Regions from separate parts of the Mus musculus genome. Here regions 2, 3, 4, 5, 6 and 7 are each linked to region 1. Evidence: chromatin loops called from intact Hi-C (ENCODE). Cell type or tissue: heart. All regions are shown on one strand.

Region 1 (4,000 bases):
GACAGCCAGGTGAGACAGCCCATGCATGATAAGCCCAGCGCTCAGGAGACCGAGGCAGGGGAATTTCTTGGAGTTTGAGGATCAGTCTGACTACAAAGTTCCAGGCTGAGCTGTAGGGTAATATAGCAAAGGAAAGCGGCCAGGGTTGCTACACACAGTAAAATCATGACGAGCAAAGGCTGCTACCGTTAACATGAGGAAGCAGCTCCAGGGAAGGTGGGATTTAGGGTTGAAAACCCGGGGTTTCTCGTGCAGGGGCAAAGCGAGCAATGGCAATATCCTCGCAACTTTGTAGCCCCCTGTTCACTTGACAACTAGCTGTATCTGATTCTTTGAGTACCCTTCCAGAAAAGTTCCCCCACCTCTGATATCAGTGTATTCCGTCTCCTACTACCCGGCAGATCAGCACCCCTGACCTAAATTTCAATCACTTCTCTTTGGCAGGCCACCCTAATTCCAGCTTGTGACACGATTTGCCTGTGTCTATCTTGGCCCAGATCTCTTCCATCTCTGAGAGTGATTGGTGAAACCTGGGTGGCCTTGGACGCAGGATCCACCTCAGTGGGAGAATACTTGCTCAGCCAGTGTGAATCCTTTGATTCTTAGATCCTTAGTACCACATATAAAAGCCGACCGTAAGACTTTCTAAAACAGAAATATGGTCCATACATGTCCTTCAGTGGTCATCCTGAGACTCCTATTTTGGATGGTGTTGATGGGTCCCAGACCTAAAGCCAGATGGCCCACAAGGCTCCTTTGTTCAGTGGGTCTCCTCAGACCAGCTGGTGTCTGGGGGTGGGGACCCAGTGCTCCAGAGTTCCAGGACCAAATGCTGTGTGCTGGCCTGGGAAGGCCTTCTGTCCGATTCACACCTCTTCCCAGCTAGCTCCCACCAGCTTTCTAAAGGCCACATCAGGGTGTGTGCAGCAGGTGCCCTGTATTTTAGTTGCTTGTTTGCCAGCATTGACACACAACCACCACCTTACAGAAAGACTAAGATGCTACGATTAAATCTCCATGTTACAAACCAGGAAACTGAGGCACAAAGAGCTTTCCCTCAAGGGCATAGACTCAACCGCTGGATCCAGTCCAGTGAGTTTTCAGGTCTATGTCATATGCCACGGTTTGGATTGTTTCTTGGCTCATTCCTGTATTCATGGTACAGGGCCTGAGACCATCATTTCACTCACTGAATAAATACCAGGTCCCTAGGGCCGCTATAAGAAAGAGCAAGAGCAAATATTCCTTATACATCCATCACTTGACAGCTCCCGAACACTTACTATATGCCTAGCTCTGGGCTCAGTGCTAGATAGACAATGTAGAGCATCTTTGCTCTACAGGAGTTCAGAGTAGGTAAGGTTCAAGGGTGCATGGGGGTGGGGGTGGGGTCAAACAAAACCCACAAAGATAATGCTTCTCTTCTCTGTTCCTAAAGTCGTCACGGATTACCTATCACATCTTTCTCCTAAACATAATTCTGGGCGGGCTGCTCCAGAAAGCACCTTGGTGGAAGCTTCCTGTGGGTGAGACATGCAGAAGCTACAGCTCAGAGCTCTGCTGGAAAAGGCTCCTGAGGCCACAGCCAAGTCCAGTGCTGCCATCTGCTGGCCACATCGAAGATGCGCCCAAACCCAGGGCTTGTGACGTAGCCAAGACCAGCAACCAAGTTCAGCATCCCTGTAAAACCTATGGGTCATCTGTAAAATCAGATAGATGTACCTGGGCCCAGACATGTAGAACATACGCTTTCTAAACTTCACCGTAGACTTCTCTACTTCAGTCTGTCGCTCGCTCCTTCTTTCCTTCCTTCCTTCCTTCCTTTCTCTCTCTCTCTCTCTCTCTCTCTCTCTCTCTCTCTCTCTCTCTCTTCTTTCTTTTCTTTTTTCTTTTTTTTTTTGAGAAAGGGTTTCTCCGTGTAGCCCTGGCTGTCCTGGAACTCACTCTGTAGACCAGGCTGGCCTCGAACTCAGAAATCCGCCTGCCTCTGCCTCCCAAGTGCTGGGATTAAAGGCGTGCAGCATCACTGCCTGGCTCCCTCTTTTCTTTCTTGGGTAGGGTGCTGAATTCATTTTACCTCTGAAAGATGTTTATTAGCTGCAGGCCCCATGGAATTTTTAGGACCACTTATATCACATGCAAATAAAGGTACTTTGACTTCTTTTCCAGTTTAAATCCCCCTTCCCCCATCATCTTCAGTTGTCTTATTGCTCTAGCTAGGACTTCAAGTACTACACTAAACAGATATGGAGAGAGAGGACAGCTTTGTCTGGTTCCTGATATTGGTGGAATTGCTTTGAGTTTCTCCATTTAAGTTGATGTTGGTTGTGGACTTGCTGTGTGCTTTATGATGTTTACTATGTTGATGTATGGACCCGTATCCATGATCTCACAGTACTTTTATCATGAAGAGTTGTTGCATTTTGTCAAAGGTTTTTTCTGCATCAAATGTGATCATGGAGTATATGTCTTTAAGACTATCTATATGGTAAATTGCATTGATCAATTTACATATGTTGAACCATTCCTGCACCTCTGGGATGAAGCCTACTTGATTATCGTAAATGATTGTACTGTAGACCAGGCTGGCCTCAGACTTAGAAATCTGCCTCCCTCTGCCTCCCAAGTGCTGGGACCAAAGGCCTGCGCCATCGTGCTTGGCTCTCTTTCATCTCTGGTATTCTGTTGGTGAAGCTTGCCTCTATGGTTCCAGTTTGAGTTTCTAAAATTTTCATTTCCAGATTTCTCTCCATTTGGGTTTTCATTATTGATTCTATTTCTACTTTCAGGTCATGACCTGTTTTATTCATTTTCTTCCACTGTTTGTGTTTTCCTAGATTTCCCTAAAGGATTTATTCACTTCCTCTTTAAGGACCTCTGTCATATTCATAAAGGCTGTTTTTAAGGCCTTTTTCTTGTGATTGCGGATATGCTGGTATATTAGAGCCTCTGTGGCAGGACTGCTGGCCTCTAGTGGAGGTATATTGTCCTGGCTGCTATGGCAGTTTTGTGCATCTGGGATTGGGAAGGTTACAATTCTAGGTCCCGATATATGGTCCAGTCTTTGTTGGGTGGGTGTTTTGTTCCTAGGTTTCTGTTGCCCTGAGTGTGATGGGTGTGTGTTGCTTGGTGGGAAATTCCTCTGGGGTTCTGGTAGGTGTGGCCACTGGGGGTCCAGGTAAAATGTGCTTCTGGGGATTGGGTGCTGACACGTAGGAATGGGGATGGCTTGGAGGAAGGCTGGGGGAGGGGACATTCTATCAGGATCTGCTTAGTCCTTGAGAATGGAGGCAGAGAGTGAGAAGAGGCCGGAGCAGGAGGTCTGCTGCAGGGCTGGGGGATTGGATTGGAGGGATGGAGGGGAAAAGCTGCACTTGGCCTGCTTCCTTTTTCTGGGTTGAGCGGCCTGTGGCTTCCCTGGCAATGCCTGCCACAGTCGGGAGGTAAAGCAACAAGGAGGGGAAGGGAGGCTAGGATGGGAAGATGTGTGGGGTCCATTGGAGACAGGGGTGAGGTGGGAGGGAGGCTGCAGCAGGTGTTCCACGGGGCTGGGGAGTGGGGGGTTGGTGTGTGTGGGGGTGGGGGACTGGATTTGAAGGAGCAGGAATGGTGAAGATCTAGTTAGCCTACTTATTTCCTTGGCTGGAATTGTGTCCTAAAAAGTAGCGTGTCACCCTCAAAACCAACCATAATAACCACAAACTCCAAAAAGAGGTGCCAGTCATGGAGTCCAGGATGCAGATGGGTTTCGCACTTTGGAGTTCTTCAGATTGGGAAATATCGACTTTACCGTTGAATATCATTCCACACAGTTCTTATCTAGGGGTATTTTAGGTTCTTTGCCTTAGGGATGCATAACCCATACTATTTATCACTGTTTCTGTTTATAGACAGGGAAGTGAGATAGCAAGTGTGGGGTTATCTTCCAGTCAATTGATAGGCTACAGTGACTTCACACACATAGCTATCCCCAAAGTAAAGGTCCATGGCCACTTCTCAC
Region 2 (4,000 bases), 570 kb before region 1:
GGAAGTTGTCAGAGGAATTGTCCCCGACTCCTCTCTTCCACTCCAGCAGCTGCATAATTTCTTCTTGGAAATAAGCAGGCTATTATTAAGAGTGCCTTGCATCTGCTGACACAGCTGGGCCAGCCAGGTATGGGGCGGATGGTAACCACCAACCACGGGGACACATTAGAGGCACTCCCGAATCGCCAAACAAAACCCTAGCTCCTGAGGATCAAAGGCCAGCCTGCAGGAGCAGGTGAGCAGAACACCTGCCAGAGGTTGGCTACTTAGGCTCCTGCAGCATCCTGCCCGCCCGCCCGGGAGTTAGCAGACCTGAGACTGGCGGTGAAGGGGAGGCGAACCTACCCTCTGAGCATTCCTTCCTGCTGTGGTTCTCTCTCCCTCCTGGGCCGCACACCAGAACCTTGCAGGGCCCTTACCTAGCCAACCTCACTCTCAGGCATGCCTTTAGCAGGAGGCGCAGCGGCAAACTCCCATACACTCATTAGACTAAGTGGTGGAATAGCAGAGGGACACCACCCACCCCCCAAGCTAGTTTTTGGTTGGTTGGTTGGTTGGTTGGTTGGTTGGTTGGTTGGTTGGTCGGGGCGGGGTGGAGTTGTCGGATACAGACAGAAGTGGGAAGGAAAGTGCCAGAGACCAACTGCTGAGGCGTAAAAGGCAAAGGCGCCTGTTTGGAAAACTAGCACCTGCTTCATCCACTCCTTGGGTGTGGTCTGAACAGGAACTCCAGAAACTGCCCGCCAGGGTGATGGCCAGCAAGAGAGATATGCTTTCAAGAGGACTGAGTCGAGATCTTTCGCTCCAGGCCCTTGACCACAGGCTCTAAACTTCCTGCGGGCCCTGTGCCAGGCACACCCGGGCCCTCTCTCTCCAGATCTTCAGCGCCCCAATCACAAACAGCCGGGATCTCGAGTTAGATCTAGTTTAAAGAGCCCGCGGGCGGGAGCCAAGAGGACTGGCGAGGGAGCAGAAACTCACAAGGGAGAGGGTCTTGTTCTCACGTGGCCTGTTTTACAAACAGAAGGTTACCTGAGTAATTACTGAGGGAGAGGCCATGGAGGGTGGGAGGGGATGTGTTAGGCTTCAAAGCCTCTCAGATGCCGTCTGTTCCCTTTGAAGACGTCAGGGGGCGCCAGAGGCCAGGACAAGGATTTAACACCTGCCGCACAGGCTGCTGAGTCTTCTGACTTAGGGGCTTCCTGCAGGTGAGCTAGACAAGGCTAGCTCCCCGGGGCTAAGGTCGGAGTTTCCTGCTAGCCTCCCCAGAATGAGCCGCCCCGTATAATTAAAGTCATTCTCTTGTAAAAATTATCTAGTTATATAGACACCGAGAAAGAAAACTTTTCACAAAGAATATTGCTGGGTTTATTAACATGTAATTTTTTTTAAAGCAAGAGGTTAGTTTCAACGAATTCCATACTCTCATATTAAACGTGTAGCCTTAACTCTTCGGGTTAATCTGATTGTCTTTAAAAGTAGGTGGTCCTTGATGTACGGGCCGGAGTTTGGTTGGAGGACCAGCAGAATCAGGTTTCAGATTTACACCGATTCTTGCCATTTGTTTGAAATCCTCTGTCAAAAAAGGCAGGCCAGGTATTTAAAGAACCCAAATGTTATACAAGTCTGTGTATATATAATCCTCATATGTATATATAACTTATGATTTTTATTCATACCTCTACACAAAGTGAGATAAAGGGGTATATTGTAGTATTGCTTGTTCAAACAAGAGCTAAAAAAAAGCGTTGAAACCTGAGGTGTTCACGGTGCGCTGTCAAGAAGCAACTTGCTAAGTGCTTTATAATATCTCACGTCTTCACAGGAAAGAGCAAAGTGTCTGAGTGTGTGGTGTGCGTTGGGAGAACGCCGGGCGAAGTCTAAGACGCCTGCCTGCATTACCACTGGTTGCCACATGGTGGCGGGGTGGAAGAGGTCTTGCCTATTCTTTAGGCAGCATTAGTTGATAACCGCAGTGTAGTCTGACACGCTATAAGGCTTTCTATGAGTCCAACAACTACCACATACAATTTAAAAGAGCTTCTGCCAAGTAGTGTAAAGGAAAAAGAGGAAAAAGGATCCTCTGTTTTGATGCACAGAGATGCTACCTCCCAGAAGTGGGGCCTTGCTCACACTGCACATAGACTAGATTCTCATTAAAGCAATCCCAGTAACTGGTTTGAGGCAATTACTTCCTGTGGGCCTCACCTACTCAGAAATTAAAGCAGATGAGTTTCCTCGCCTCTCCAAAACTATAAATTCCAACAAATTCTCCTGTGAAAAGGATGCTATCCTGGGACATACTTCCCATTGGTTGGCGACTGTGCCTTTGTTAGAGGAAGGGTGGAAAAACTGGTGTGGAACAGAGTTGAGAGCAGGGAAAGAGTCACCTATGGGGGTCACGATTGGCCCTGTGAGTGCCACACAAGATGAGAACCCGTGTATTGCTTGGGGGATCCCCTTCACTTCTTTTCAGTAATGAGTTTGGAAGGGGAAAGAAGAGTTGGTATGGAGGGCAACGAGCAACGGGAGCAAGGGGTGACTCCAAAGCCACACCTCTGCCCTCAGAAACACCCTGCTAGCCACCGAGAACCCCCGGAGAGCATTTGAGAGACAGAGGGAGAGACAGAACCATGGCTCTGCTGCTGACAGCGCCTCTCTGCCCACCCTCCTCCCACAGGAAAAGACAGAGACACTCACCAAGGACCAAGAGGCGGACTCGAGACTTGGCGTTGACATCCTGGTCCGACATCAGTGACACGGAGCACTCGTAGGTGCCATTGTCGTCCATGGTCAGCTGGTCGATGGTGATAGAGGCATTTGACAACTCAGCATCGTTAGATACTCTCACTCGATTCTCATAACGGTTCCCATAGATGTATTTCTTTGTCACAAAATTCCAGGTGACCACTCTTTCCTGAGAGAAAGAGGAAATGTCTGTCAGGACCTGGTGTAGACCTGCCCTGACTCAATCTTCGTCCCCCAGAGCAAACCAACAACATGTCAAACAGAAGGGCAGTACCTGCTGGTAGATTCCTCTTGTTATCTAGCTAGATAACTTTAGACTTTTAAAGATTTGCTTTTGAGCTTTAGGGACTGGGGTTGTAGTTTAGCTGGTAGTACTTGCCTACCACACGTAAAGGCCTGGATTTGATCCCAGTGCCGTGTAAACTTGGTGTTGCGGCGCGTGCCGATCATCCCAGCATTCCAGAGGTGAAGGGAGGGAAAAGTTCAAAGTCGTCCTTGGCTATGTAGCAAGTTCTAAGCCAATCTGGGAGGCATGACACACTGACTCAAAGGAAAAGCACAAAACAGCACCGAGGCACACACCCTGGGAGACCAGTGTGCACAGAAGCACACACCCTGGAATACCGGTGTGTAAATGAGGCTGGCTCGGATCCCAGCACTCACATTTGTGACCAGCCTCTCTCTCCTTGGTTCCCTCTCAGCCCATGGTTTATTCTCACCCATCCCTTCCTTCATCCAACACCCACAGTGCACCACCATAAGCCAGGTACCACACTAGTTAACCACTGAGTTCCAGCTCACTTGGTTCTGACTATTGCCCTTGGAAGTTGTTTATTTATTTATTCGTTGGTGTTGACGAGGCAGCACATTAACAGCTTAGACCACAGGCACAGACCAGGCTGCCTCAGTCAAATCCTCACCCTGCTGCTAGCTGAATGGCCTTGGCCGCTCTGAGACTCTCTTTTCTCACTACAAAATGGAGATGTTGATGATAATACATCTCCTAAGATTGTGCTGAGAGCTAAAGCTGATAATACAGGCAGAGCAGTTGGGGTCTGCCTGGCGTTGTTTCTACCGTGACTAGCCATTATGTCGGTCCACCATGTCCAGGGCATACAACCCGTGAGTTCTTCCCTCAAAAGTGAGTTTGAAACCAAGCAACCAGGGTATCTCATGATTATAACATAGACTGGCCACTTGGGGGACGATTCCTACGAAGGCTGATAGCTGCTTTGAATCTCGAAAGGCAGCT
Region 3 (4,000 bases), 190 kb after region 1:
AGCAAGAGTGGGAGATATAAAGTTACCTAGGAACAGGCATAGATGGAGAGGAGACCCATGGGTACTTACTCATGTAATTATTATAAAATGTGATGGGACTCTGATAACTTTTTATCTGTTCATGTAAAATTACTTAGGCAATTTAATTTTTAATTTCTAGAATTTTAGATTTCTAGGCCTTCAGATCTACAGATCTAGGTTTTTGTATTATTTAAAGATCCTGACTTTTTGCTAAACTTACTGATAAAATTTATGTTGTAATAGGAGAGCAAAGTCCCAATGTGTCACTGATGCAGAGAATGTCTGATATGTTATCAAGGTGGTTTGAAGAAGCAAGTGAAGTTGCACAAAGCAACAGAGGAAGAGGAAGACCTCGGCCCAGAGGTAATTTGTCTTACTGGTTAAATCACTAGAGAGCTGGTAAAACTGCTTAGGGCAAAACTGCTTTTTCTTTTTTGTTTTTGGATTTTGTGTGGCTGGTCCGCGTGTTATTTTATTTTACTTTATTTATTTGCATCTCAAGACAAGGTTTCTCTGTGTAGCTCGGCTGTCCTAGAACATGTACTATAGACGAGGCTGGCCTTGAACTCAGATCTTCTGCCTTTGCCTCCTGAGTCCTGAGATTAAAGTTGTGCATCACTACACCCAGCTGGTAGATAGTTTTTGTTGATATTATCTAACTGATAACCGAACTGCATTTTGTAACCAATGTAGTCATAACTCTCTTCTGATTCCACTAGACCCAAAATTTCAAAATACACAAAACAAAAGATTTTTAATTTTAAGTCCCTTTCCAATCAATACACTTTGAAAATTGGAAGTCTGCAAAGCTTTAAAGATAAGTGTATGTATATAATTAGAAAAAGTAATTATTTAAAATTTTTCATCTATCTCTTTGATGTGTGTATATGTGTGAGTATGCATGTGGGGGTCAGAAAACAACTTGGTATATATGTGTGAGTGTGTATGTGGAGGTCAGTTTCCAAACTCAGTCCGGCTTGTCAGCAAGTTTCCTTACCTGCTTAACCATCATTCTGGCCCAAGATTGATTATTTTCACAAGAATATGTCATTTATTCTTATCCCTGTTGATTAGACTGTTTGATTAAGTGGACCAAACCACCAGTGGCCATAACTGATACACTGAGTGTGTTAGTTAGGGCTTCTAGTGCTGTGATAACCAAAAGCAATCAGGGGAGGAAAGGGTTTATTCGGCTTACTCTTTAGTATCACTGTTCATCCTTGAAGGAAGACAGGACAGGAACTCAAACAGAGCAGGAACCTGGAGGCAGGAGCTGATGCAGTGGCTACAGAGGAGTGCTGCTTACTAGCTTGCCCTTCTTAGCTTGCTCGGCCTGTTTTCTTAAAATACCAGGACCAGTGGCCCAGGGATGACACCACCAACAATGGGCTGGACCCTCTCCATCAATCACTAGTGAAGAAAACGCCTTGTAGCTAGCTCGTATGGAAGCATGTTCTCAACGGAAGCTCCCTTTTTGTCAGCCTCTAGCTTGTGTCAAGTTGACATAGACTGACTAGAACACTGAAATTTTATGTTGCTGTGTGTTTTCAGAATATTTCTGTAGAGGTTTGTTTTGTGTTTATTTTTTGCATTTGAAATTTGAGTTTGAGGCTGGAGAAGATGGATCAAGAGCAATTAAGAGTTGGTAAGAACACTCACTGCTCTTGAAGGTGAGCTGAGTTCAGTTCCCAGAATCCACATGGCTGTTCACAACTGTCAGAAACTCCAGTTATGGAGATCCCGAATCCTCTTCTGCCCTCTGCAGGCACCTAGGTTCATGTCACCAGATCACTCACATGTAATTTAAAATGAATAGATCTTTTAGAAACTTGGGTTTGCTTTAACATGTGCTTTTTTGAAGGTGGAACAAATCAGCCAGATGTTTCAACTCTTCCTACGGTTCCATCAAGTCCTAATTTGGAAGTGTGTGAAACTGCAATGGATGTAGACATGCCAGCTGCACTTCTTCAGCCTTCTACATCCTCTACAGATCCAGTTCAGGCTCAGGCAGCCACAGCCGCCATAGAAAGCCCTCGTTCCAGCTCGTTGCTGTCTTGCCCAGACAGTGAACCGAGGCAGTCTGTTGAGGCGTCTGGACACCATGCACATCATCAGTCAGGTGAGGATGCTATTCTTCAAGTTCATGTGCTGATCTCTGAACACCGAGGAACACCTAGTCTGTTCTGAAAGATTGTAAATCACAGTAACTTCTTGCTGGAATAAGTAACCAAAATCATTTTTAATATACAAGCAAACTTAAACACAAAATTCAAGCGTGTCTAGTTTTCATGAATTTTTACAAATAGTGAATCTTTAATTTATATAAGGTAATTTTATTTAAGGTAATAGCAGGTAGTATTTTGACATAGTGTAATACACTGAAAGATTATTTTACAAACCATTATTAACCAAAATACTGTTCTAGATCTCTATTAAAATGACAAGAAAATATATTTCATTATTATTATTTCCATTGTATTTATATTTTCAATTTTTCTTCAAATTATTAAGTACTTTGAGTATATTGAAAATAGTGAACCTGCAGTGGTCCCTTCTCAAAAATGTAGTATACTTTGCCAGAAGAATTATTTTCCTACTATATTTATGAAAAAGAATTATCTTACTAATTCTTTATCTTTATAGTACTTGATGTTAGTCAAAAATATCAGTTCATAAAATCTGTTAACACATTTTTCTCTCAGTACAGTAACTTCTCATGTTTTTCCCACCCCAACTATGGAATATACTATTTACAATAATTTCAGTAAATATATAGTCTACTTGAAATTTTAACTGTGTACTTTTAAATATAGTAAAAATCATTTGTCTATTATTTTTAAATTCTTCTAAGGAGGCATTTTACTTAATACAGAACAAAAATAGTATCAAGGAATATAGTTAGTATTAATGCTGGTACCTAAAGTAAGACCTCTGACAGTTTCCTAACAGCTTCACCTCCAAGTTGTCACCGATGCTAGATCCCAGATAATGGGGTATTTGAATTAAGTAGTTTGATCATTATCTTTCATTTTTGATAATTAATATTCACTTTCTATGGGAATAATAGAGTTAGCTGCATAACTGTTAACACTGTGTATAGTTTATCAAAACAGTAAGCTAAAGCCGAATTAGAAAGCCATCTCTTTCACATTTCACATGGCATTTCAGCTTGAGGGAAAATAAAATACTTGGAATGCTTTGAGAAACAGGGTCAAAGGAGTTGAAAGTAGACCCAAACTAGTGAAATTAGTAAAGATAAGAAAAACTTTAAAATACTTACTTTTGTTTTCTGTGTCTATATTGCCTGCCCATGCACATTTGCACTTTGTGCCTGAGGAGGCCAGAAGAGAACATCAGCCTCCTTGGCCTGGAGTTAGCCCAGTTTTGAGCCCCCACGCAGCTGCTAGGAACTGAATCCAGGTCCTCTGTAAGGTTCAAGATCGGGATTTTTTAAAAGTGCTAGTGTTATTGCAAATATTCTGAAAGTCTGTAAGCAATTCTAAGTTATTGAGAAAACTTAGCTAAAAAGACTCTGTAGACTAGTTGTAAGTTGTATTGAATCTTAACTAGTTCCAATTGTTTCTTAAATACATTTGTGAGTTAAATATTCTTGGAGCCTTTTAAGAAATGTTTTTTCTTAGCTGTGCTGTGCATTTTTATACCAGGTTTAAGCTGCTGAACGCCTTTTAGGTCTGATAGACTAAGCGCTGAAGAATGCTTTTGTGACGGCCAAATGATCATTGTTTGAATATTATTTGGTACCTTTGTCCATAAAAATTTTAAAGAAAGGGATTGTTTTTGAATTAGTAGATTGAGAATGTTGCTTAACTTTTACACACTATGGTAGAATATTTTCCCGGGTCTAAAAGAGTACCAGTTCTGAGGAGAATGATTTGGTGTGAGCTATAGATTACACTTACAGCTGTTTCGGCAGTAACCCTTCCATCATCCTACAGCCTGACATCTCATCTGGAAGGAC
Region 4 (4,000 bases), 51 kb before region 1:
CCCCGGATCATGGAGATGTTAGACAACCGGTCCTGGTAGATGACTGAGATGTCATCTGCTGTGGACTGAGGCGCTCACCTGGAGGAAGGAGCTGGCTGAAAAGGCCGTAGAAACTGATCCTAAAGGCAAGGTTGACAGTCTAGGAATTAGAACTCTTTTTCTTGATTCTATTTCCTACATCGATCTTTTTCTGAACCACTTCTCAATGCTGCCTTCCTTCTGTGATACCTATGTTATGAGCCTGAGCATGCTCCTCCGTGCCTCCTCCCCACCCCCACCCCTGAGACAGGGTCTCACTAAGTAATCCTGTCAGACCTAGAATCACTATGTAGAACAAACTCTCAAAGGCCCCCTGTTTCTGTCTCCTGAGGGTGGGATTAAAGACATGAGGTGCTCTCCTCAGTACAGATCTGACTTCGTGGCCACTCCCCTTCTGTTGCCCACAGGATAACCTAAGGATGGCCACAAAAAAAAAAAAAAAGTTTTAAGAGTCTCACAGGGTAGTCTACACTGTGTGGCACAGGCTGCCTTAGAACTCCTGATGCAGCCTAGGCTGGCTGGCCTCAAACTTGAGACAGTCCTTCTTTCTCAGACTCCTCCACAGCTTGCCCTTTCTACTTTCCTGCTAAACTCTTGGTTATTAAAACTCCAATGTGTGCTCCTTGAAAGTAAAGTGCCACCGATGGGCAGGACCTGCTAACCGGAAGGCAAAATAGCTGCGATATGCATTCTTGGTTTTCTCCAATTGCCTAGTAATTAGGAACTTGCTCTACTGCAAGGTTAAGGGGCTAGGCCACTGGAAACATCGGAAGGACACTGTTAAGACTGGCTTTTGACAAAATCCTGAAAGGAGAGGCCGCGTTTTGGTCTACTGGACTACGCTCCGCCTATTATAGTCTTGTTCCTAAAACTTGTTTTCCTCCTCCAAACTCTCACTTGGATTTTCCCGTTCTTCGTTCACTCTAATCTGTTTTGTGTCTGGTCCCTCCTTTTTCCCCCTTTGAAGACCATTCTCAGAATCCTCCCTCTCTTTAGGGTTTGCTGGGTAACTAGTAGCAGCCGGCACTTTTCAGAATTGAAGTAAGGCACCGCCTCCGTCCTAACTTTTCATCTATAGGCCGAGGGACGTTGATATGCTAAACAAACAGTAAGTGCAGTCACTGGTTATCTAGGTGGCGGGAAAGAGTTCCAATTCCTATTCCTTTCCTGTCCTCTGAAAAGCCAAAAAAGGGCCTGCTCAGAGGTTAGGGCAAGATGGAGACTTCTCATGTTGCAACGCAAATGATCCAGTTCAGGCAAAGACAGATACTCGGCAAAGGTCAAAGAGATGGTGGGTCTTTTTCTATCTCGACCACTGAATGGAAGTCTTTCCTCACCTCTCTCTTCACTTCACTCCTCCCCTCCCCCACCCGGTCCCTAAATTAATTGCTTTTCTTTAGGTGAGTGAGGCCAGGAGTAACCAAGCAGATCCTAGTCGGAAATGATATCCGGACTTGGAAGAGACCGCGGGGAGGGACATTAAGAGAACTGTGGGACTGGCCCCTCAGAGAGGAGGGCAGCCTCTGGCGGCGGTGGGCCGGAGGGCAGCCCCACGACCAGCCACGCAGGCAGGCTCAAAGTAATGCGGCTGCAGAGGCACAGTACGCGGGCATGCTGCACAGATCACACCAAGGGCGGGGCCCGGAGGGCGGGGCCTTGCCCGAGGGGGCTGACAGGGAGTCGAGTTGTCCAATGGCTTCTTTCCCAGGTTGCCAGGAGGACCAATGAGCGAGCAGTGGGGCGGGCACAGGGGCTGGAGCTGGGCAGAAGGCTGGCGGTTGGCCACTGGGGCCGGGAGCGGGGAGCGGTGGCGTGGAGGTGTCCTCGCGCTCGCAGCCGCGATCCGGACAGAGCTGTGTGGTCTAAGGCAAGCCAGCCGACCGCAGCGGGAAGCCGGGCGGAACGGAGCGGCGGGAGCAGGATGGCAGAGGCCGTCGGAGCCGTGGCACTGATTGCGGCCCCGGCCCGCCGGCGCTGGCTGTGGTCGGTGCTAGCCGCGATGCTCGGGCTGTGTGAGTGATGCCGAGCCGGGGTCGGGCGGGGGCTCCGCGGCCGTGCGCGCGCTCGGGGCGCCTCGGAGGGGAGGGGGCGCGGCCTGCGAGCTCTGGGGCCTGGGCACGCCGCCCGGGGAGCGCGGCCGGGAGCCGAGGAACCTCTTTCTTTGGATCCCTTTGCGTAGAGGGCGAGGGGGGTGGGGCGGGGAGGGGTGAGGGAGCTCCCTACCTTGCAGCTCCCTGGGGACAGTCCCAGGAGCCCACTCACGCCCAGTCCCCTGCGGTCGCCTCCTGGCGATTCTGAGTTGCCCAGGACCTCCCGGGAGTCCGACTCTGGAATTGATGTTCTCCACCTTTGGGAGATGGCGGAAGATTGCAGGATTTTTCACCTGTGGGCCTTTGTTGGTTTATTTCCTTGTTTAAACCAGTGTTTTTCCTTTACCTGGTAAGATCTATTTCGAATGCGCTCAGATCAATTCTTAAGGCTCTATGATTGAAAACTCAGACTCTCATTTATTTCATCTCTGGGGTCTGTAAATCACAGAGGCGAAATTTACGTTACTTCTAGCCTAGAATGCAAAGGCTTGAAAGAATTCGGTCGAATTCGTATTAATGGTAAACATGGGCAAGATAGTTTGACAAGACGAACATTTACAAAGCATGCTTTTACTTTGATTTTAAAAGCCCCCCTCTCAGGCCCTTACCAAATAAACCAGGCTTAAGTTTTTGATAAAGGCTCCGGCTCGGTTTATATGACGTCTTGGACGAGTTGTTTTATGGGGCGTCTGAAGTAGTGTCTGCCCCAGGACTTTTTTTGTGTGTTGTTCAAAGTAAAGTACTTGTTTCTGTCTCAGAATTCAGCTAAGTAGTGGTTACCGAGAGGTCGAACTCCTAAGAAAACACGGAGGGGGTTCCTCCCACTCATTCTTTTGTTGTGTAAAATGTAATTTGTTCAAAATCCATTACTCAGTACTTTCTTTCGTGCAAAAGTTCTTAATGTAGTAGTCTCTCGAACCAGGAGTATAGGTGAGATTCTGTTGGATTTCCAGCTTTCATTTAAGCTCCTAGTTAATAGCTTGGAGGTGAAAATGGACAAGATTCTTTTTTTTTTTTTTTTTTTTTATGTATCAGATGGGATCTGTTTTGTTTTTGTTTTTGTTTTCCTGTTTCTCCTAAGGAAACAGAAAAGGCGTGGGTTTTTGTTTGTTTGTTTGTTTGTTTGTTTTTGCCATTTTTTTTTCTATTGGTGCCGGCTGTATTTGTGTTTAAGCAAAGGAACACAGAACAGACCCAAACTCCACTTTATCAGACTGATTGTGGGCTGAATTGTGTGATGTCAGACATTGCCGTTGGGGACAGGGCGGTCAGAGTGATCTTAAATTCAGGGTGTTAAAAGCTGCAGAAGCAGGGACTGTGTTATGAATGAAATGTCACCTGCTCTGCTATAAAAGAAACCATTCTTCTTCTTCTTTTTTTTTTAGAAGCCAGGTATGATGGCTTACACCTGAAATCCCAGCACTTGAGTGGTTGGGACAGGGGGATTGACATGAGTTGGAGGCCAGTCTGGGCTGATTTGAAGGAACTACACATAAGGGCTCATCTTTTACAAAACATTCTGAGACAGCATCTCACTGTTTTATCACAGGCTGTTCTTGAACTGGGCATCGTCCTGACTCTGCCTCCCAAGGGCTGGATTAAAGGTGTATACCACACCTGACTTTTCTGTTTTTGGGGTTTCTTTTCACCGTGTTGCCTAGACTGGCCTTCAACTCCTGGGCTCAAGCAGTCCTGCTTCAGCCTCCAGGAGCCTGGGACCTGCAGGAACACACCACTGATCTCATCCAGAATAGCCTCTCAAGTTCTGTTCAGTTACTTAGCAAGTATCTATCCGCACCTCTTAGATGTTAAGTACTTGAAACTCACGGAACGTGGGGTCACGTGGGGTCACATTCTTTACCCTAAGACTG
Region 5 (4,000 bases), 58 kb before region 1:
TGGGGGGGTGGGGGGGATGGAGGAGGAGGAGCCGAGAGGCTGGCACGAGCCAATGAGAGGACAAACACGCCAGCTGGACTCTCTGAGAAGTCGGACCAGGATACAGGACAAAGGACATATGCACTGAATCCATGGTAGCCTGAGGATGGAAGAAAGGATTTGAAAACGCGGAATGGCTACAATCCTACCCTAATGCATTAAGCATGGTGAGGCGTGAAGGTTGGTAGGAGAGAGCAGGGACTAAGGCTAGCCCAGTTTCGACGCCTGGCTGGGGACAGAGACCAGCCTCAGACCCTGGAGTAAGGAGTACTGCTGGGCCGGACAGTAGGACCTAAGGCTCAGATTTGCCGGAGGGAGATCTGCCTCACTGCCATTGTGCCCCCACTCCCCCACCCCACCCCAGTCCGTCTCCCCGCTCCAGCCCCTATGGTCCTCCTTCCAGGAGCGCGGGGGTCCTTCCGGGAACTCCACAAGGTCTCTGGACCTCTGTCCCTTCCATTGCACAAGGGGACAACAGGAGTGGTTCAGGGACTGAGCATCAAATGGCTTCAGTACAAACTGCTTACTTAATAAGTTGGAATTTCGGGGAAGATCACTGCTCCTAGTACCCCAAGATTTCGTCCCCTGAGCAAGGCTGCGGCGCGTTCCCTTCCCTCGCCGCGCTCCGGGCCTCAGGCACTGATTCTCTTCCGGCCTGATCCCTTCCAAGCCGGTTCCCGGCGGTGGCCGAGGACCGGATGCCCGTCGGCGAACCCAGCTCGGTTCCGCTGTGAGCGGGCGGCACCCGCAATCCGGCTCCAGAGCCGTCCTCTGGGCAAAGGCGCGTCCTCCCGGCCTTCTTCGGCCCGGCGGGAAGGGGTTCCGGGCCCCAGAGCCTCGGAACCAAAAGAACTGTTCGCGCGAGATGGTTTCCGGACCAGGTCAGCCCCGCGGAAGCCTTAAGGGAGGCCCTGAGAGCGTCGTCACCGAGAGCGGCTCGTTGGTCTAGGGGTATGATTCTCGCTTCGGGTGCGAGAGGTCCCGGGTTCAAATCCCGGACGAGCCCTGGTTTTACTTTTTTTTTTCTTTTCGTGAAAAAAATTTACATATTGAAAATTAAAGTTGTTTCATTTTTCTCACGCATCTCATCCAAAGATCCCAGTGAAACTATTCTGAACTCGGCTGTCCATCTATTTTATTTTCAAAAGCTAAGGACCAGCTGACCTCCGTGTGGGTCAGCAGGGCAGGGCACTGAAACACACTCCCAATGAAGAAACCTGGGAGACCCGGACGGACGCTCACACACGTGGCATGAGTGTCGGGGATTGGCACTGCGACGTTCCAGGATCCCTGGAAGCCGCAGCCCCGCTTCACGACGGAGAAGCCCAGGCACGGTGGTTTAAACCCGGCTGCAAACTACCAAGCTCCCCGGTCCCTACACTCGCGCTTCGATCGGATTAAGCGAGGCAAAGGACGTGACTGGAAAACTTTTATGCTTCCACGTTATTCCTTTTATTGTTACTTTAGTGTAAAGTGTGCTTGGTGTTTTTGTTGTTTGATTTTCAGGAACAATTTTAGGTTTCTGTGCATTAACGTATCAACCAAAAAAAAAGAAAAATTAAAAAGCTACAGGGCTCGTCCGGGATTTGAACCCGGGACCTCTCGCACCCTAAGCGAGAATCATACCCCTAGACCAACGAGCCGATGTGTAGCTGGTTCTCCTGTCATCATAAAGGTCTATTGAAATTCTTAGCTGGCGCCCCCGTGTGATCATTCATATATAGTACCGTTTATTTTCTTTGGTTTATATGTTACAATTTTAATTTTCCCTTTTCTCTGTTTTATTCTTTGACAATTAAGTGAGCCAGAAAGCGCAACGATATCATTACTAGTTTAATGCTGACCTATTATCTTGAAAACCTGAAATCTGTTTTTGTGGCTAATAAGCTATGTGTGACAACATTCCCTGGGCAAATGCCAGTTACTGGGTTTTCAATGTTGCACTATTTCACACTTGGCGGGTTCGATGAAATCGTCCATTCCTTGGCATGACATATTTTAAAGCACTCCTCTTCAAATCCCCACCTGTCCGTAAAGCTGTTCAGGTTTTTGGTAAATTCCAAACTCCAAATTTCATGGGCATGGAGGAATCCTTTGACATACTAAAGCCGATACTTTACTAGAGTATAGTCTCACTATACAATCTTCAGTAGTCTGGAACTCACTATGTAGACCAGGCTGGACACAACTCACAGAACCCCACCGAATTCTGCCTCGCAATGGCTGTGATTTTTATATTTTTAATTTAATTTATTTAAAAGCATTCATCAAACCGGGCCTGAGTTGCAACACTTGACTCCCATAATTTCTTGGGGGGCGAAATACCCAATACCAAACTTAAATCTATTGTTTAAGTGGCAACTAATTGTGTAGTTGTGGTCTGATTGCCCATGATCCTTAGCAATGAAGAAGTCACAGCCTGTGGTTTCTTCAGCAGTTCACACTGTTTGCTAAAATTGAAACAATATGAAGAAGAGCCTGGCTCCTTGGTTCTGTATTTAAAAAAAAAAAAAGTCATAGCTTCTTAACTATATTAAGTCTTTAAACATTTCTCTTTGATGCTTATGATAGACATTTAGGATAATATTCAGTAATTCTAAGTGACTACAATTTGTCCCAAATTCCTTATCAATATACACTTTGGTACTCTGAGGAAGCATAATTGAGAATCACCATCCTACCAAATAGCTAAAGGGGTAGGAAATAACAGGCAGTGGGCTATCCTCAACAGACTCAGTCATGTCCTGTCCTTGGCGTCCAACAGTGCACCTTGCTCATTCAGCCAGCAAGCATTTGGCACACAGTGGTTCCTCACCCTGATTGTCAAAAAATTTCCCCCTAGGGTTTGACACTAGAAAAATTACAGCACTGGGATTCTAGCATGCAGGCTCCGCCCTTTGTTTTATTTGAAACTGTCCTAACTTGAGTCTTTAATTCTTAGGGCTCCAGGCAGGAACTCTGAGAATACTCTTTAAAATATTAATGAGTTCTGGATGCCAGGATAGTTTATTCATGAAAATCTAACTGGGAGAAAAAAAAATGTGCCCCGACACCAAAGAAACCTCTACTTCCTAAAGGAAGAAGCGGTTATTACTAAAACAACGTAATCCCTTAGTATTTACAAACTAAAAGTCTATGCTGTCCATTTCTTCTTGAATTCACCAGAGCTAGCAGTTAGCATCTTCTCCCCATCCAGGGCAGCCCGCTGGAACTTAGAACATCCTCAGACCTTTGCAGCCACACTGGCCTTGTTCTCCTGCACACTGCTATTACAAGTGTGAGCCACCATGGCCAGCTAAGGAGTTTTGTCCTTTTCTCTCTACATTCCAGATACTAGACCATCTCATTTATCTATCGTAGCAGTGACGGACGAGACTGATGATAGAAAGATTCATAGTAGCGGATGCCTTCTGGTGGAAAAGCTTCCTGTCTTGGTAGAAGGAATGTGATGCGTCCGTGCTGGTTTGCGCTCGTCAATTTGACAGAAACCAGAGTCACCTAAAAAGAGGGAACCTCAGTTGAGGAATTGCCTCCATCAGATTGGCTTGTGGGCACGTCTGCGAGGCTTGACCTTATTAATGATCGCTCTGAGGAGGCCCAGCCCCCTTTGAGCAGTGTCACCCCTAGGCACGTGGTCCTGGGTGGTAGAAGAAAACAGATGTGAATGAGCCGTGAGGAGCAAGCCCTTCAGCAGTATTCCTCCATGGTCGCTGGCTCTGTTCCTGCCTCCAGGTTCCATGAGTTCTTGCCTTGGCTTCCCTCAATAGACGGTAGGCTTTTGGTCATGGTATCTATCATAGCAATATAAAACCAACCAGGGCGGCCTGTAGTCCAGTCCTGGGGCACTTCCTTCCTTAGGATGAAGTCCTTGTGAAACAGGATGTGGATGGTTTTAGTGTTCAGGGAGTCTGAAGCTGGAGGGACATTTTATCCCAGCCACACGGAGCGCTATGCCTAGAGG
Region 6 (4,000 bases), 76 kb before region 1:
TATCACCTAAAGTGAACTTTGGTAGCAAAATTTTTGCTGTAGTTTCTAAAGCTGAAACTTCCAAAACACCATTCCCTTGTGAAGACCAGAAATTAAGAACCTCCCAGTTGGGACAGGAGGATCTTGACACTCACTAGAAACAAAAGGGTCCATGACTGACTGCCTCAGCAAAGTGTCTGACGAGGGAGACTCACAGCGATAATGGCAACCCAGAGCTTGAAGGGAAGGCCTCAGCATCCTTTGCCTTAGCCACCACATCCTGACAGGACAGGCATCCATCTGCCCACCAAAAGCAGAGTCAGAAGGAGGCAGGTCTCTGAGTCCCAGTCATCCACTGCCCCACTGCAGCATACTCTCCCTCGACACTGGGAGTCGACACCAGCTGAGTCGGTCTCTCTTCTTCTACAACTATAATATAACCAGATGTCTCAGAACATTACCCAGAGATCAGCAGTACTTCTCTTCTTATGGTTTCCATACACTCATATATGGAGACAGGGGTGGGTTGGAGTGGCCCAAACTATTGGAGAAACCCCTCCCGTGCTTGGCCTTGTCTATCAACCTGAAAGGCGTTTTCCGTTTCTTCACCCTCCCTTAATCATTACGTGGCTGCTGTCCTTCTTGCATTGTAGTGGGAATTTAGAATAAAACCAGGCACCAATCTGGAATTATACATATTTATAAATATGTAATCTGGAAGCAGGAATGATTCCTGGTGTGCACTGATCACAAAAGTAATTAGCAGAGTATACATAGTAGAGAGAGCAGCCTCTGACTGTTAGTTATGGGAAGAAACTAAATCACCTTCATCCTCATATAACTAACACAATCCGTGGTGGGATTGGTAGATACTTAACACACACATCGGCCTGTTTATATGAATATTCAGTGTTGGGGGAAATTCTGGCATATGAACCACGCTGTTGGTGGAATTTTCCAAAGTATTAATCCAATGGAGGGGCTTTAATAATACCTCTGCCTGATTTCATTCCCAGCCTGTGATTTATTGCTTTGTTTGTGACCAGAGAGTGGATGGCCATTTTGCCTTTGGTCTGTGAAATTCCCTCCAATTGTTAAGTTGCCTCGCAGAAGGCCATGAGGTGAAGGCCTTGATCCCCACAGACGTAGTTTTTCCTCCTAATGACAATGAAGTCATTCTTCCTGGGATGGGAGGTTTCCTGTGATATGAATGTCTGCCCCGACTTCTCAGCTCAAACTCGTGGTCTTCCTTGTGATGAGGTGAGGGGGTGGGAACAGCAGGCCTGTCTCCTCTAGGCCTGAGGTAAGTGGTACGGCACCAAAGCGGTGATGGCTTAATAGCCCACCCTCTCTTCTCCCTCCTCCCTCCGCCCTCCTCCCTCTAGCTCACTTGGTCATTTTGGTCTGTTTGTCCTGTAGAAATCACCATCCGGCGCCAGCCACCCACCTAAAATCAAGGTGAAGAGCTCACCCCTGATCGAGAAGCTTCAGGTATGTGCAGAACACATCCTGCTTCCCACACACTCCCGTGACATGACATGACGTGACGTGACGTGACGTGACATGTATGGTGCTGCCCCTTCCTTCCTGTTATCACATGGTACTTAAAAACAAAAACACAAACAAAAAGTATGGCCTGGGCTTAACAGTGCTGTTTCTCAGCTTGTGAGTTTTCTATACATCCAGTTCTGTCCTTCAGAGATTCTCAAGGCCATCAGTCTTGCCTGGGGGCGGGGTGGGGGGATATTGTGATTTGGGGTATTTATTAACCAAGCAATGCATGAGAGTAACCAGAAATCATCTATAGAAGATTGTGGAGGTCGGACTAAAAGTTGGGACAAATAGAGGACCAGAAATGGTATTTAGATTTGCTAAAGCTCATACGGCAGCTATTAAGAGAAAGATCCTGTATTTGGAGTTGGGTATGTGGGATTTTCTGGTGCTCCATCTGCCTCTCTTGCCTAGTCCCCTCTCTGGGAGGTCCTCCGTCTGACCCGCCCAGTTATATCAGAAAGATTCTATTGTGTGGGATTGGAACTACAGAGAGCAGAAGCAAGATGTGTGCCCCTAGAGGGCGCTAAAACTCTGTGGCCTGGTGATGTCGAGTGCTTGCTTAGTGTGCAGATAGGCCAATTCAGTTCAAAGTTCTATTCCTAGCACCTCAAAAATCAGCATGGTGGAACAAGCCTGTGATCCCAGCACCCTAAAGGTAGCAAAGGAGGCTCAGAAGTTCAGGGTCATTCTAGGCTAATTAGTGAGTTGAAGGCCAACCTGAGCTCCGTGACACCCTGTCTGGGCTGTTCGCACGTAATCCCTCCATAACCTTCCTGCTCTAACATCTGTAAGGTTGATTTGGGGCCTGCCACCTGTTCCCCAGCCAAATCTGTAGATTTCTTAGGCTTTAGTTACCTTTGAGTAACTCTCCCTTTGGTCTTCGGTGTCCCTTTATATCCATGTTCATCTGGTGTCACCTGTATCGTGGTGACTGGAGGGCAGACACCCTGTAGACTGCCGTGTCCATCAGTGTGCTGTCTCTAAAGACAGAACTCTCCCTGGAGGCTCGAGAGACAAGGAGGCCTGCCATGAGCCTCAGGTGATTTAAGCCACCTTCCTGATGTGCCAGGAGACCAACACTGACCGTGTAGAGTCTCTGCAGAGGCAATAGCTGCACATGGCAGATACTATGAGCAGCAAATGCTCCTGGCTAATGGGGGGATGACATGGGTGCCAGATACTGCAAGAGCCTGAGAGGTGTTGGGTGGTGGCGACACTCCTCTGTTGTCACCACTACCACCATCATCATCATCAGTTAGGGTCTCACTATGGAGCCCCAGCTGGCCTAGACTTCCCAGACTGACCTCAAACCCATGGAGATCTGCCTGCCTCTGCCTTCTGAGTGCTGGGATTAAAGGCTTGCAGCACTATGCCAGGCCAGGGCAGTTCCATTCTTGTTGGGCGTGTCTAATAGTGAATCCACTTCATCCTGATCTGAGCATCCAAGGTGTCGGGTAGGCCATGCTTCTGGAACAGCCACAATGTAAGTGACAGCGGATGATTGGTTGGGGACATGAACACAAGCTTGCTGATAGCTACCCTCAACCAGCTGTGAAGCCAGTGAACAAACACAGCAGAAGCCCTCATCTTCTCCCCTTTCTTGGCAGGCCAACTTAGCCTTTGACCCGGCAGCTCTTCTGCCTGGGGCTTCACCCAAAAGTCCCGGACTCAAGGCCATCGTATCACCATTTCACAGTCCCCCTTCCACACCCAGTAGCCCCGGCATCCGATCCCACCCAAGTGAGGCAGAAGAGGTGCCTGTGAGCTTTGACCAGCCCCCGGAAGGAACTCACCTGCCCTCTTACAATAAGGTAAGTTACTGCTCGCTTGGACTGTGGTGTGCTGAGGAAACTTTTAAGTGTTCAAACTTTCGACTATTGTAAAAAAGACATCACCTACAGGGTTTGGGGGCCATCATCACAGAACATGAAGCTCACTATTGGTCAGCTGTTAGCTGCAGGGGTCTGCTGTCTCACAATGCCAGCTGCAGGGATGCGCTTGAAAGGAAATAAAACTTGAGACATGTTATTCATGTAATTTATGTCAAATAGCCCAAAGAGTTGTTTGTGAGCTTTGAAACCTGGGGCTAAGAACATAGCAGAACAGGCCAGGACATGCCCGGGCAGGCCCGTCATTACATGTCCTGACTGGCCTAGTGCCTCCCTATCTCCCGCCCTTCTGACAGTCTGTTGATGTTTAAATGGACCAATCATGTAAAACCTCGCCAATTCCTCCCCCAGCCCCACCCCTTTTCTATAAAAACCCCTAGCTTCCAAGCCTCGGGGTCGAAACCACTGTCTCCTGCGTGAGATACGTTTCGAACCGGAGCTCCGCCATTATGGCTCCACCATGTGGTCAACACCTCTGTCTCCTGTGGGAGATATGTGTCAGCCCGGAGCTCTGTCATTAAACTACCTCATGCTTTTACATCAAGATGGTCGTCTGTTCGTGATTCTTGGGTGCTCCG
Region 7 (4,000 bases), 150 kb before region 1:
CAGCACAGCACATATGGTAACAAAAAAGGAAGGAGGAACCTTTGTCTTAGGCAATCGATGCTTTCCAAACCACACAAGGCCACATAAACTCCTAACGGATCTGGTGGCTTCAATTTGCTCTAAAATCACATTGGTTCTTACAGACAATAGTTTTTTAAAAAGGACTTGAAGTAGGGAGGGGGTGTGCTGGGGTGCCTGATGCCTAGGGGTAGTGAGAAGGAAGGGGGGAGAATGTATACAACCAAGATACATTGTTTACATGTATGATATTGTCAAAGAATAAATAAAAGATAGTCTATTTTTAAAAAGAAAGAAACCACAGCTTAAAATAAACATATATCAAGGCGTTTTGCTCGGAGATGTTTGTCCTTGTGAGCAATGGCATCTGATCTCACTTCTCTACCCTGCTCAAATCATCACAGACTTGCTGTGGCAACATCCCCTTTCTAAACTATTCCCTGAGCAGTTATTGAAAATTCAGCTTCCTTCTGGAGGGGGTGGATTCCTCAGGCCCAGATTAATGGCGTCAGATCTGTGGGTGAGGCTGCATCTATAATAAATAAAGGCTGTCCCAGAACACTGCTGTTTGAGAATCCCTTTGATGTCTCCCTTTCTTTCACGAGCTACAGGATTCACTGACTCTTTTTCTCAAAGGGACTTGGAAGCCAGGCGTGCTGGGAGCATCTGTAGCTACAGCTCTCTGAGAGGCTAAGCAGGAGGCTATCAAGTTCGAGGCGAGCCTGGGCTACATTGTGAGATGAGGTATCAAAAGATTCCAGTAGCACCAACAGGAGATTTGGGCCTAGTTTTCTCCTTCTGTTGAGTTTTCTTCTTCTGAAGTTGGCACTGTGAGTCATGCATCTAGGTAAATAATTTTCTCAAATGCCAGCGCACGCGACCGGCGAGAGGAGAGCTTTGGGGAGACAGCTCTCTCCTTCCACCTTATCGATGCAGGCTCTGTCTTATGTTCTCTGATGGAGTGAAGCTGAGTACTCCTAGCTAGCTGGCCTAAGAGCTTCCAGCCAGCTCTGTCACCAGCTCTCATCTCTCAAACGGAACGTTGGGGTTACAGATGAGGGCTTCTGTCTCTAACGTTTAACATGGGATCACCAGGTGTTGAAACTGGGTCCTCAACCCAGGTCTTCAGGCTCCGACAGCAAGGACCTTTTTTTTTTTTTTAAACCTTCTGAGCTGTTTTGTCCCTTCGTCCTTCTCATTTATTTAAAGGACAGCAATCTTACTGTTTGTCAGCAGCAGGGCCTTTATCAAGAGATTGCATGTTTGCATTCTGTCACGTTTATCAAAAGCCCAGTCAAGAGAAATAAATCTTTGTTTGATGGATTTCCTGAGAATGTGTGGCTCGCTCATTTAAACATTTTAAGCAGGTCTAGACTCTACTTTGGAAACAGGGAGACAGTAGCCTCCCTGGGATTGACTGACTGCTCTCTCGGATGCTTTAATGAACCTTGCTTCGGAATTACGTCACCAGTCTTACTTTGAACACTGTTGAAACAGAGGGATGCCAGACTTGGGGCAAACCTATGATCCTGGCTCTTTGGAGGCTGAGGCAAGAGGATAATGAGTTTGAATCTGAGATCGGCCTGAGTTATTTTGTGAGTTCTATATTTATACAGCAAGACCTTGCCTCAAAATAAATACAGGAAGAGAGAAGGGAAGAAAAATGAGAGTGAGTTGTGGGGGCAGAGATCGCCACAGTTCTAAGACTGAAGCGTCTTTCTCTGGAGACTGTGTGGCATGCTCTGGTCACAAGAGGGCGCTGTTTCTATAGCTTGCAACAGTCTTGCAAATGATCTGTGAACTCATGGATGGGAGAAGTTTGCTGTCTCAGAGTCGCAGGTTTCCGCAGTGAGGCATGTTTCGACACTCCAGTCCAGACTGTAGCTGGAGCCTCCCCAAACAAGGACGTCTGTGCAGAGACAGAACCAGTATTGTCAAAACATCAGTTTCAGGATCTAAACTAGAATAAAAGATAAACGACCTAGAATATTTCTTGGCTTAAAACGGAAGTATTGGAGCTGTACGGATGGCTCAGCAGTTAAAAGCACTTTTTGCTCTGGCCGAGACTCAAGTTTGATTCCCAGTATCCACATGGAGGGTTCCAGAGGATCTGATAACCTCGTCTGGTTTCTGCAAGCACTACATGCGTAAGGTATCCATACATAGGTAGTCAAACCACTCATAAACATAAAATAAAAATAAATAAACCTTTAAAATGGAAGTGTCATCCCATGATGCTGTGGTGGGCCCACACAAGTATCCATCCGAAGCATCGGGTCACAGCACGTCATACCTGCCAGGGACTCAGAACACAGAGGGCCAGTGAACTCAACCACCGTTAAGCAAGTGAGTGGGTTGTGTTCTACTGCACGGATTTTACTGGACCAAAGAAAACCAACAGGGGAATTCGCGTTGGAAGAGGCACGTCTGGACTCAAAATGGAGGCCATGATCCAAAGGAACCAGAGCAGCTGAGAAAGCTGTTTTTTGGTGGTCTGAGCTTCGGAACCACAAATAACTTAAGAGAACATTTTGAGAAACGGGGCACTATTAGAGACTGTGTGATAATGAGGAATCCCCAACAAGACGTTCCAGAGGCTTAAGGCTCCTGACCTTATCTCTTGATGCTGCGGTGAGTGTTCCCCCCACCCCCCTCCCAAAGCTGATGACTGGGGTGGAACCGAGGCGCCATTTCTAGAGAGGCCAAAAGCCATGGTACTTGTTGAACAGTGAAAGAAAATGTTGGTAGTATAAAGGAAAATACAGAAGAGTATAATCTAAGAGACTACTTTGAAAAGTATGGCAGAAGCCATCTACATCATAGAAGTCAAAGAGTGGGGAAAAAAAGAGGATTTGCTTTTGTAACTTTTGATGATCATGGCAGAGTTGATAAAATTGTTCAGAAATACCACACTGTCAATGGGTGTAATTGTGAAGTGGAAAGAGCTGTTTCTAAACAAGAGATGCACCTGCTGACCACAAAGAGTCTGTCAATGGGCATAATTGCGAAGGAGAGATGCAGTCTGCAGGATCGTAGAGGGTTGGGGAGGAGGATGTGGCAACTTTGTGGGTCAGTGAGGAAACTTTGGAGGCAATTTTGGTCTTGGTGGAAACTTTGGTGGAAGAGGAGGCTATGGTGGCAGAGATGGTGGCTGCAGAGGTAGTTACAGAAGTGGTGATGGTGGATATAAAGGATTTGAAGGTGATGGTGGTAACTGTGGTGGTGGTCATGGTTACAATAGTAGAGGAGGCAATGGTGGTGGACCAGGATATGGAGACCGAGGTGGTGGAGGAGGATGTAACGGTTACAATGGAGGGAACTTTGGTGGAGGTGACTGTGGTGGTGGTGGTGGTGGTGGTAGGAACTATAATGACTTTGGAACTTAGAGTGGATAATGGCACGGATCCAGGGGTGGGTTAGTTTTGGTGGAAGAAGCTCAGGCAGTCCCCATGGCAGTGGCTATAGGTCTGATGGTAGAAGTGGTGGACTTGGTAGCAGAAGGTTTTACAAACAGTAGAAAAGGGCTATAGTTCTTAGCAGGAGAGAAAGTGAGGGGTTGTCAGGAAAGCCATAGGTTACTTTGAGATAGTTGTTCCGCATGCCTTAGAGGAACTGTAAAAGTCTGCCACAGAGGGAGCGATGATCCATAGTCAGAAACATCACTGCAACTTAAACAGGAAGCTTAGGTCTATCATAGTGTAGTTTGCAAAATGTGCAGCTGTTTATTAATGCAATGTAGTGTCAATTAGATGTATATCCCCGAGGCCTTTTATCTGGTACAACAGTACCTTTCTCTTCATTACATCAGGCATATTGTCCTGTAAATTGTGGTAGTGGTACCAGGAATAAAAAATTAAGGAATTTTTTTCCTAAACAGAACAGCAATGGCTTGCACAGTAAGATCAAGAATTGACAAATGAGTCCTCATAAAATTGTAAAGCTTTTGTAAGGCAAAAGACACTGTCAATAAGACAAAAAGGCC

The links. Hi-C counts contacts between places; a loop is a spot of excess contacts. Peaks named below come from ENCODE experiments on the same cell type or tissue, not always from the same donor. Only the 100,000 strongest peaks of a DNase experiment are listed, where the experiment ranks them.
Region 2: it touches region 1 in a loop (3-fold over the local background); 4 of 42 quality-filtered maps call a loop at or near these places.
Region 3: it touches region 1 in a loop (2.5-fold over the local background); 9 of 42 quality-filtered maps call a loop at or near these places.
Region 4: it touches region 1 in a loop (4-fold over the local background); 22 of 42 quality-filtered maps call a loop at or near these places.
Region 5: it touches region 1 in a loop (4-fold over the local background); 27 of 42 quality-filtered maps call a loop at or near these places.
Region 6: a loop joins it to region 1, with 9 times the contacts of the local background. A loop is called at or near these places in 22 of 42 quality-filtered maps.
Region 7: a loop joins it to region 1, with 9 times the contacts of the local background. A loop is called at or near these places in 35 of 42 quality-filtered maps.

The regions. Positions count from the first base shown.
Region 1 is chr1:165,581,323-165,585,322 of GRCm38, reverse strand. No RefSeq gene overlaps it. Among named protein-coding and RNA genes, the nearest start is that of Gm51750, 24 kb to the right of the region's middle. In heart, a CTCF peak has its summit at 1,614 (motif pointing left); a DNase peak (open chromatin) is centred at 1,612; H3K27ac peaks cover 1,024 bases.
Region 2 is chr1:166,151,485-166,155,484 of GRCm38, reverse strand. It overlaps Gpa33 (glycoprotein A33 (transmembrane)), which reads right to left. Exons shown (of 7, transcript NM_021610.2): 3 at 2,701-2,917. Among named protein-coding and RNA genes, the nearest start is that of Gpa33, 23 kb to the right of the region's middle. In heart, a CTCF peak has its summit at 1,909 (motif pointing right); DNase peaks (open chromatin) are centred at 1,104 and 1,894; H3K4me3 peaks cover 765 bases; H3K27me3 peaks cover 1,096 bases.
Region 3 is chr1:165,386,798-165,390,797 of GRCm38, reverse strand. It overlaps Dcaf6 (DDB1 and CUL4 associated factor 6), which reads left to right. Exons shown (of 19, transcript NM_028759.1): 9 at 265-384; 10 at 1,883-2,140. Among named protein-coding and RNA genes, the nearest start is that of Dcaf6, 72 kb to the left of the region's middle. In heart, a CTCF peak has its summit at 1,789 (motif pointing left); no DNase peak of the experiment used is centred here.
Region 4 is chr1:165,632,354-165,636,353 of GRCm38, reverse strand. It overlaps Mpzl1 (myelin protein zero-like 1), which reads left to right and starts at 1,813. Exons shown (of 6, transcript NM_001083897.1): 1 at 1,813-2,051. The coding sequence starts at 1,961. In heart, a CTCF peak has its summit at 1,592; a DNase peak (open chromatin) is centred at 1,753; H3K4me3 peaks cover 3,263 bases; H3K27ac peaks cover 2,840 bases.
Region 5 is chr1:165,639,316-165,643,315 of GRCm38, reverse strand. It overlaps n-TPagg2 (a tRNA gene), which reads right to left and starts at 1,682; the gene lies at 1,611-1,682. n-TPcgg2 (a tRNA gene) reads left to right here and starts at 974; the gene lies at 974-1,045. In heart, a CTCF peak has its summit at 1,745 (motif pointing left); DNase peaks (open chromatin) are centred at 95, 795, 1,305 and 1,665; H3K4me3 peaks cover 2,839 bases; H3K27ac peaks cover 2,019 bases.
Region 6 is chr1:165,656,843-165,660,842 of GRCm38, reverse strand. It overlaps Rcsd1 (RCSD domain containing 1), which reads left to right. Exons shown (of 7, transcript NM_178593.3): 4 at 1,399-1,470; 5 at 3,141-3,344. Among named protein-coding and RNA genes, the nearest start is that of n-TPcgg2, 17 kb to the right of the region's middle. In heart, a CTCF peak has its summit at 2,043 (motif pointing right); a DNase peak (open chromatin) is centred at 2,012.
Region 7 is chr1:165,734,123-165,738,122 of GRCm38, reverse strand. No RefSeq gene overlaps it. Among named protein-coding and RNA genes, the nearest start is that of Gm46168, 16 kb to the left of the region's middle. In heart, a CTCF peak has its summit at 1,765 (motif pointing right); a DNase peak (open chromatin) is centred at 1,812; H3K27ac peaks cover 708 bases.